2 separate regions of the Homo sapiens genome follow, and region 1 is linked to region 2. A link is a loop called in an ENCODE intact Hi-C map of the cell type or tissue named here. Cell type or tissue: heart left ventricle. All regions are shown on one strand. Links, peaks and the distances in the headings refer to the core of each region. The heading gives the core; the rest is flanking DNA.

Region 1 (4,399 bases), core at 70-4,069, 140 kb after region 2:
CTTTGGTGCAGCACACCAGGTAACTTAGTAAAACCTGGGTACCCTGAGAAGCGGTGGGGTGAACGTCAGGGGTCAATAACTAGCTGTGACTAGGTGTGCTCCATACTGGCCACAGTAGGACAGACCTTTATAGAGGACCCTTGGAAATGAAGGAGTGAGTAGAATGATGTTGTATTGGGAAACAGGGAAAAGATGTGGTCACTGAGTCAGGCAGAGGCTTCCAAAATTTTTGAAGAGTCCTCAAAAGTCCGAATGTCAAGGGATGTTTTTTTCTGAGGAAAGCAGGTCTGGCTCTATTTTGTGCCTTGTGCAATGGGATTGAGAGTTTGGGATTTAATTTAGTTTAATGAGAACAGCATAAAACAGTGTGTACAAATCCTACTTCTCTTGCCAAACTACTGAAGACTCACTAAATGGAGAGTCATGATGGGGCTCTCTCTTTGGCATTGGAGAAACAATTGCATATGGCAACTTGGAGGGCAAGAAAGGGAAGATGGAGACTGTTTGAGAGTAGAAGTGCACCATTGTGCTTTTGTGCATGTTGTGCTTCCACTTACAAAGTCCTCTCATCCTTCTTTCTCTTTGTGACCAACTCCCTCTGCTTCTTCAGTGCCTGAGCTTCCTGCCATGATACCCAGGCTTGCAAGATCATGTTCCCTCAGGAGTGACAAGCTGTACAAAGCTCTCTTGCTACATGTACATGAGGACTTGAATTAATCTGTAATTTTACATGTGTATAGATAGCTTCTTCTAGACACCGGCGAGCATGTGGTACTGCTCTCTCTTGATCCTGATCCTAGATACCTGTTTCTGTCCTACTGGTCCAGAGTGAAATCCTAAAAACTGAGCACTTGACTGTTGGCCTGACTCATTCCTAGTACTAATATGTCCTTTCCCTTGGGGAAACTGGTGCCTGACTTCCATCATCTCCTTTAGAATGAGTCGTTTTAGTGTACTTGAGAACCAAGAACAGCAAATGCTCTGAAGCGTGAATCACATGACGCCTCTTTCCTTTGAATCAGATTCTCCCTGGTTTTAAACTTAAGATTACACTGAGTCTTGCCCATCTCCATTTGACTTGATTTTGAATTGCCAGGTCCATTGGGCGAGGGGCTGATTTTGTTGGTCACAGTCTTCTTTCCCAGTCTCTAAATTTGTTTATCCCTTTTAGTGATGGGAGCTCCCAACATGCCATGTCATAAATGAAAATATCATTTAAGACTTACTCTAATGTTAATTCTTTTGTGGAGTCTGTCCTCCCTTATTTAAGAAAAAATAGTGGCTCCCTTTCACTTGCTTCTCATATTCATTTTGCATTTATTATGTTGTATTATAATTGTGACCTCTTCGAAGGGCAGAGACTAGGCATGCTTTGTAATTGAATTGTTATAGTGATACAGTCCTATTTTCATTCCTTGATATCTCCTAGAGTGTATGGCAAGACAAGCGTGCTCAATAAAAGTTTCTGGAGCAGATGAAATATTTATTTCCGTGCCCCACTCTTACAGATGAGAAGGTGGCACTCAAAGAAGCTTGATGACTTAACCAGATCCTCAGTGAAATCCTTTAGGGCAAAACCATGTTTAATTTATCTTCATACTTCCAATGCCCATCACAGCACCTGGCATGTATTAGACAATCAATATATGTATTGTATTGAATTGTAAAGGAATTCTGAAGACCACAAATCTACTTAGTGTCAGGGCTAGGGCTATAAACATGTATTGGCATTTAAAATCTCAGGCTATAGTAAGATTAAATTGTAACCAAGATGTTCAAGGTATTAAAAAAAGAGGTAACATGACGACATCTCTTAAAGTTTAGTTTTGGCAGATAGTTCTTATCTATTCTTCCTTTTTACCGGATATCCCTTTTTATTGTCCTGTCCAAATCATACAACACTTAAAATATGTGCTTGGCTTAACACTGAGCAAGCCATTTCCTTTCTTTTTGATAAATATTCCAGATTGTGAAAAAAAAATTGCCTTAAGTAGCAATTCTACAATGAGATTTATTCAGGAGAGGACATCTATAAAAAGTTTTTTCATGTTTCCCGGATAACTTGGGAACCTATGTTTTCTGAAAATACTGGATATACACAGATGCTAAGAAATGTCTCAAGTGAGCAGAGTAAAATACAATGGTTATAGATGCTAGAACTGCAAGGGGCATCAGAAGGAAAAATGAATTATTTTGCTATGTTACCTCCTGCACACCAGAGGGCTCTGCACAAATTGTGGTTGCCTGCTTTTCTACTTGGAGATTACAGGTTTAGTTAAGAGACTGGTAATCTTTCTGTAAAGGGCCAGGCAATAAATATTTTAGTCTTTGCCCATCAGCTGATCTCTGTTGCAACAACTTGACTCTGCTGCTTTTACATGAAAGCAACCATGGACTACGTGCATATGAATACGTGGCTGTGTTCCAATAAAACTTTAGTTATGAGCCCTGATCTTTGAATTTCACATGACTTTCATGTACCATAAAATGGCATTGTTATTTTAAAATTTTTTAACCGTTTAAAAATGTAAAACTTCTTAGCTCACAGGCTATTCAAAAACAGGCAGGCCAAATTCAGTTTGTGGGCTACAGTTTACTGACTCCAGGTCCAGTTAAATAATAGTAATAATAATAATAATAATAACAACAACTTCCATTTGATGAATCCCTATCTTGTGACAAGCACTATATACATTTTACCACTCATTTTTCAGGTGAGGTGGTAAACAAACATTCAGAGAGGTTAATTTGGTCAATGTCACAAAGCAAGTAAGTAGAAGAGCTGAGAACCAAATGCAGATTTGTCAGTCATGGAATCCATGCTTTTCACCATTATGCCATGCTGCCTCTTAATTTAAAATATGCAGTTTTACAAAACTTACTGATCAAATTGTGGCTCATATTTGCAGGCTTTTGTTAATAGGGCACTCTAGAAGGAGTTAAGATGAGATTCAAGTGTTGGTACCAGCAATGCCAATAATTCCCCATGTGACTTTGAGGAAAGCTCTCGAGTTTTCTGAGTCCTCTCAACCATAAGACAAAGGGATTGGAAGAGGGTATAGTGATTTTCAAGGGCAGTGGCAATTTTGTCCCTCAGGGACACTTTGTAATATCTAAAAACATTCTTGCCTTCATTTGCCACTGATAACTTGCAGGAGTGTGCTATTGACTTCTAGTAGGTAGAGCCCACGGATGGTACTAAACATCCCACAATGCACAAAACAACTCTTCCCCCTCCACCCCACCCACACACACAACAAAGAATTATCCAGTCCAAAATGTCAATAATGCTTAGATTGAGAAACCATGGACTAAGGTTTGAGGAGCTAATGTACCAATTATCTCCTCAATTTCTAAGAACTTGAATTTTTTTATTCATTTCATGAATTCATTTGGATTCATTTAATTAAAATCCAACTCATTTCTCCTCTGTGAATCATAGATTCCTTTTTTATAAAACAAGAGGATTAAACAATATAATCCCAGAGATTCTTTCCAGCTTTAAAAAGTTCAAGCGTATGATTAATAGGGTAATATTAAAAATAAATGTTGTGCTATTAATTCCAAGATAACACGAGTCATTTTTATACTTTTGTCTCATTAACTAGTGCTGCCCAACTCCCTCATCCTCACAGGGCAAAGTTTGTAAATTTGAAGTTCATGGCCTGAACTCAGCCTGCAGATGTGTTTTGTTTGGCCAATAGAGTGTATTAGAACTTTGAGAGTTAGTGGCCAACATTTAAAAGACTGGATATTTCCAATCAACATCCACATTTCCAGATTTTTTTTTTTTTAAATCATAAGATCTAGCAACTCTGGACTTGATTCTTGCATGGCAATGGCTAGCTGAGGCTGAATAAAGCTATTTCTTTAGATGAGGCCTAGTTCTCCTTTAACCAGACTTCATAGCTCACAAATTTGAACTATACCTGGCCATCTTCATTTATTTATATGACTTCTGTCCCTACCTGCCTGGCTCCTCAAGGTAGCTGAATTTGCTCCTCCTGTCCTAGAATTCTCCATGTGCTCATGGAATGCCCAGAAATGCACACGGTGGGCACTTAGAATTGTGGAATTTTAGAATAAATGAAATACATGTTAAACCCTGCAATTGAGTCTAAGTAAACAAGAGGATAGGAACAGGATGAGGAGAACAGTCTTTGCAGCAGCTTGTAAAAACATCTTAAGAGTTTTAACGGACAGTATGAGGCAATGGTGTTCTGTGCCTGCCAACTAGCTAATGTGATCCCTGGCTATATTATTAAGAGTGCAACATTCTGATGGGACATAGGGCAGTCCTGCTCTTCTCTCTGCTGCTCAGATGCATTTGACTCATCATGATTATTTCTTGGCACTACACTTGAAGTGAAGTGATTTTAACAAGGAGTTGAACAATGAA
Region 2 (4,345 bases), core at 1-4,000:
GATGTCCAGAGGAAAAATGATGGCAGCTTAGTTTCATGTCTAGGGGTGGTAAGGATTGGAGAGGTTGGTGAATTCTGGAGATATGTATGGAGTTGAGTGATTAGGAATTGTGATCCACTGGAGGGAGGGGAAGAGACAGTCATGTCAAAGATGAGTTCTAGGATTCTGGCTGGAGCAAACAGATAGGTGGTAAGTGGTGGTGTCATTCCCTGTGATCGGGAGTATAAGAGGACAAGGTTGTCAGTGGAAGGTGGTAGGATCCATTGTAATCGTGATGAACTTGAGAGGCCTATGGATCAATGGCCAATACACAGGCCTGAGGGTTAAGTGTCAGGACTAGAGTTAGGCAAGCAGGCACACAGGGACCAAAATTTAAGGAGGCACTCACTCTCAGGGTCCTGTAAGCACAGGTTAGCATGTGAGAATGAGTGTCTCCCTAAATATTGTACCCTGGGGGCCTTGCTTACCTCACTGTAGTCCCAGCTCCATAGGAGGTAAAGGAGAGAGGTTCTGGTTGGAATTATAAGTTGGGACGATAGCAGCATCAGTGATGGAGTGGACATTTGCCATTGTTTAGCTTCCCAGCATTGATTTCTACTTCCTAACAGCACTCAATTTCATTGGGGAAATTTCATTAGCTTACACCATTGTGTGTCTTGGTAGGACATTGTGTGGGAAATAGGTGCCTTGCCTCCCGCAGTAGAAACCTGAGAGGGCCCTGGAAGGACACACTGAATATCAGAGCTTGAATCTAAAGTCCATTGTTGTACTCAGTGTAAATTTTGATATAATGGTTCTAGCTCAACAGTTAATCAAGACATTCAAAGAAGAAAATGAACAACTATGGGCCATTTCAGTTTGCTGGCCATCATTCTGTCTTCTGGTCTCCCTACTGCCATTTTTAAATGCAATATTTCAATATATTTTTCAATAGAAGAAAATGTCACCCTTTTCTAAGAGTGTGATATGTGAGGATTTGAGGTCTGTACCCACTACAGCAATTTTTCTTACTATCAGTGAAGCCCCTGAAGCAATTTTTGGTCTGGGATTATGGTAGGCTGGGGCCATACAGAGCAGTTGGGGGACGAGAACATGCAGAGTCTTGGAATAAGGCAGACACCATAGAAGGCAGACCAGAGACAATGAAAGAAATTGCATCTTTGGTGGCATTGTTGGAAACTTCTGGATCAAGTCCACTGGAAAGAATTGTGTTAGTAAGTTAGAGACTATGCTGCTATAACAGACTCCTCAATAAAGGGACTTAAATGTGATAGAAGTTCATGTCTTTGTTAACATAACAGTCCAGAAGTCTGCCATCTGCAACACATGGCTTGGCATCTGTAGGTTCATAGTGATTGTCCCAGCTGACCCATTTCTCAGCCAATGGGAAGAGCAAAAGAAGAACTGGAAAGCTATCAGCTTCCCTCTTAAAGACAGTGGCTTGAGAATTGCACTTATCTCTTTAATTTAAATTCCACAGCATGGTCACACCTAGATGCAGGGCAGGCTAGGAAAGGTAGACTCTGGAGTGTGTATGAAAGAGATGAGTACAGCATTTGGGTCTTTGGAGACATGAGGATCTATTACAAAAGGAAAGAAAAGGAGTCAAGCTTTTGAGGGTATTGATCAGTTTTTGTCAAACCAATAAATTATTTTTTTCTTCCTTCAATCCAGCTGGAGTTTGGGTTTCTGTTCTTAGCAATGAAAATTCCCCCAATATGAGACAGGATTTGTTACTGAGCCTTTGCTCTTCCTATCATACTGCCTCTCTATCATCGCTAAGGGACAGTCCAATGCTGTGCTTATTTGAATGCAATCAAATTTAATTTGTTAAGGAAAAAAGAAGGAGGGAAATAGCCTGGGATTATACTACATGCCAGCTACTATTCTACAATGTTTATATATGTGATATCCTTTAATTGTCAACATAACTCTTTGCTTTATTTATCTCTGGGTTGCAGGTGAGAAAAATGAGGTGGAGAAGGGTTTATACAGGTGGTACAATAGTTAATAGAGCTGTGATTCAATCCCTGTCTGTCTGATTTTATAGCCCCTTTTTGTGTACTCCATCCCCACTGTGTCATTGTGGTATTGAGGTGCGTGATGGCATAAGAATTAATGGGGACATGGAGGGAAAGATTGGCAGTAGGGAGATAATGATAAGAGCACAGGGAACCGTAGGGCTAGGTGTCACATGTGTGTGTATGTGTATGTCTCTGTGTGGTCATCCACAGAGGTGAGAAGGCAATCAGGAGCCAGATATGTGCTGATGGGACTGGTGAGAGATCATCCCACAGTCATCACTATTCCAAGTCCCCTTCTTTGTCAATGGCACTCTCAACTCTTCCTTGACAGGAATTTACTTGATTGGGTGTTTACTTGAATGAGGTGGACTGCAGACCTAGAGCCTTCTTTGCTCTGGCAAGCTTGGGGAGGCTGGTTGCAAAATGACTGCATTACACAAAGGTCTGGGATTTAGTGCAGAAAGTCATTTGAGGCCCATCCTGGCTGAAAGTGCCATTGGGAAGCTGTTACATAAGCAGAGAAAGCAGCAGCTGGAAGTGCAGGGCATTGAGCAGGGGCGGAAGAAGGGTGGGGAGGCAGTTTGTTAGTGAGATGAATTTCCAGGAAGGAAAGCCCACCCTCCACCACCCAGGCTGCATTAGGGCTGCCGCAGGACGGCTCATTCCTGAGAAAACCCTCTCTTAAGAATTCTATTGTCTGATCTTCAGGAATGCAAGGAAACTTGTTCCTTAGTGGGCACAATGAGAACACCAGCAGCCAAGGGAGGAAGCGAGGAGTCCTTGAATTCTCTAAGAACCTACTGCAGACTGCCTTTTGGCAAGTGTTCATGGAGCTGTGCTCTAGGAGGAGTTCCTGGTCGAGCAGTCTGGCCTGGGAATGGTGGTGAAGCACCAGCCCTGTCTTCTTGCATCCTGACTTATAACTGGGAGTCTCCAGTCTTCCTTCTGCCACAGCCCAGTGTGCCTTGTTTCGAGCCAGGCAAAATGGCTCACCATCCCTGAAGAAACAGCCCACTTACACTGTCCCAGGTTCACTGTCACACCCTTTCTTTCTCTACATATCTGCGCATCCTTCAAAGGCCTGATCAAATGTCACTTCTTTGGGGAAGCCTGCCATCATGGATACCTACTTTTTGCTGAGCTCATATTACTTTTACCTGCATACCTTCACACCTAACTTATCATCATACGTTTTATAGGTGCCCAGTAAATATATGTTGGTAAAATGAATAGTCCTGATGTACTTTAATGTTATTTTGGATAAAAGTCATACATTAAATAAACAAATAGGATTTCGCTGTATAGGTTTCTGGATGAAATTCACAAGAACTTTGTTGAACTTTGTGTTTTATTTTTTTAGTTCATGGTGTATGGGTTAACCTGCATTCAAATGACATGGTAAATGAATCACATGTCACTCACTCATTTCTGACTGTGTGTTCCTCAGGACGGCCACTCTCTTGATTTCCATCTCTAAATACGGGTTTGGAAACAGGTGACGCTAAAGCTTCTTCTAGCTGAAAAATGTTATGTCCCAGGTCTGAAATATTTAAACTGTGACCTCCCAGAAACATTTGCATTTTAAAGGGCTCACTTAATTAGAGGCAAGAAGCCTTAGGGGTGGGACTTTAGTGGAGGATGACATAGCAAGCAGAGTTCCAAAGGCAAAGATTCAAAGAACTTTCTCCAGAATGACAAGGTAAAGATCTTCTATTCAGCTTCCCTCGAGTATCCTTATTTGACTTGGTATGAATGTACCTATCCTTTTAAAAATGTAACCAAGGAAAAGACATGGAGACTACTTAAATGCATGTTACTAAGTGAAAGAAGCCAGCCTGAAAAGATTACACCTGGTACAATTCCAACTATATGATTTTCTAGTAAAGGCAAAACTGTAGGGACAATAAAGAGATCAGTGGTTGCCAGGGATTCAAGGAGAGGGAGGGATGATTAGGCAGAGCACAGGATTTTAAGGACAGTGAAACTACTCTGTAGAGTATCATAATGGTGGGTACATATCATTATACATTTGTCCAAGCCCATAGAATGCACAACACTAAGAGTGAACCCTAATGTAAACTACAGATTTTAGTTAATAGCAATGTGTCAATATTAGCTCACCAATTATAACAAACCCACTACAATAATGCAAGATGCTAATAAAAGGGCAAATTATGTGTGAAAGGAAAGAGGTCTGCAGTAATTCTTTGTAGTTTTTGCTATATTTTTCAGTAAACCTAAAACTCCTCAAAAAATAAAGTTTATTAATAAAAAATGAACCACACATCTTCTTAGTCATAGCTAACATTTATATAGCACTT

What was found. Hi-C counts contacts between places; a loop is a spot of excess contacts. Peaks named below come from ENCODE experiments on the same cell type or tissue, not always from the same donor. Only the 100,000 strongest peaks of a DNase experiment are listed, where the experiment ranks them.
Region 1: a loop joins it to region 2, with 2.4 times the contacts of the local background. A loop is called at or near these places in 1 of 110 quality-filtered maps.

What each region holds. Positions count from the first base shown.
Region 1 is chr1:56,146,497-56,150,895 of GRCh38, reverse strand. No RefSeq gene overlaps it. Among named protein-coding and RNA genes, the nearest start is that of LINC01755, 200 kb to the right of the region's middle. In heart left ventricle, for the core only: a CTCF peak has its summit at 2,203 (motif pointing right); no DNase peak of the experiment used is centred there; H3K27ac peaks cover 285 bases.
Region 2 is chr1:56,289,948-56,294,292 of GRCh38, reverse strand. All of the region lies in intron 1 of LOC124904186 (a long non-coding RNA gene), which reads left to right. Among named protein-coding and RNA genes, the nearest start is that of LINC01767, 120 kb to the left of the region's middle. In heart left ventricle, for the core only: no CTCF peak of the experiment used is centred there; no DNase peak of the experiment used is centred there; H3K27ac peaks cover 650 bases.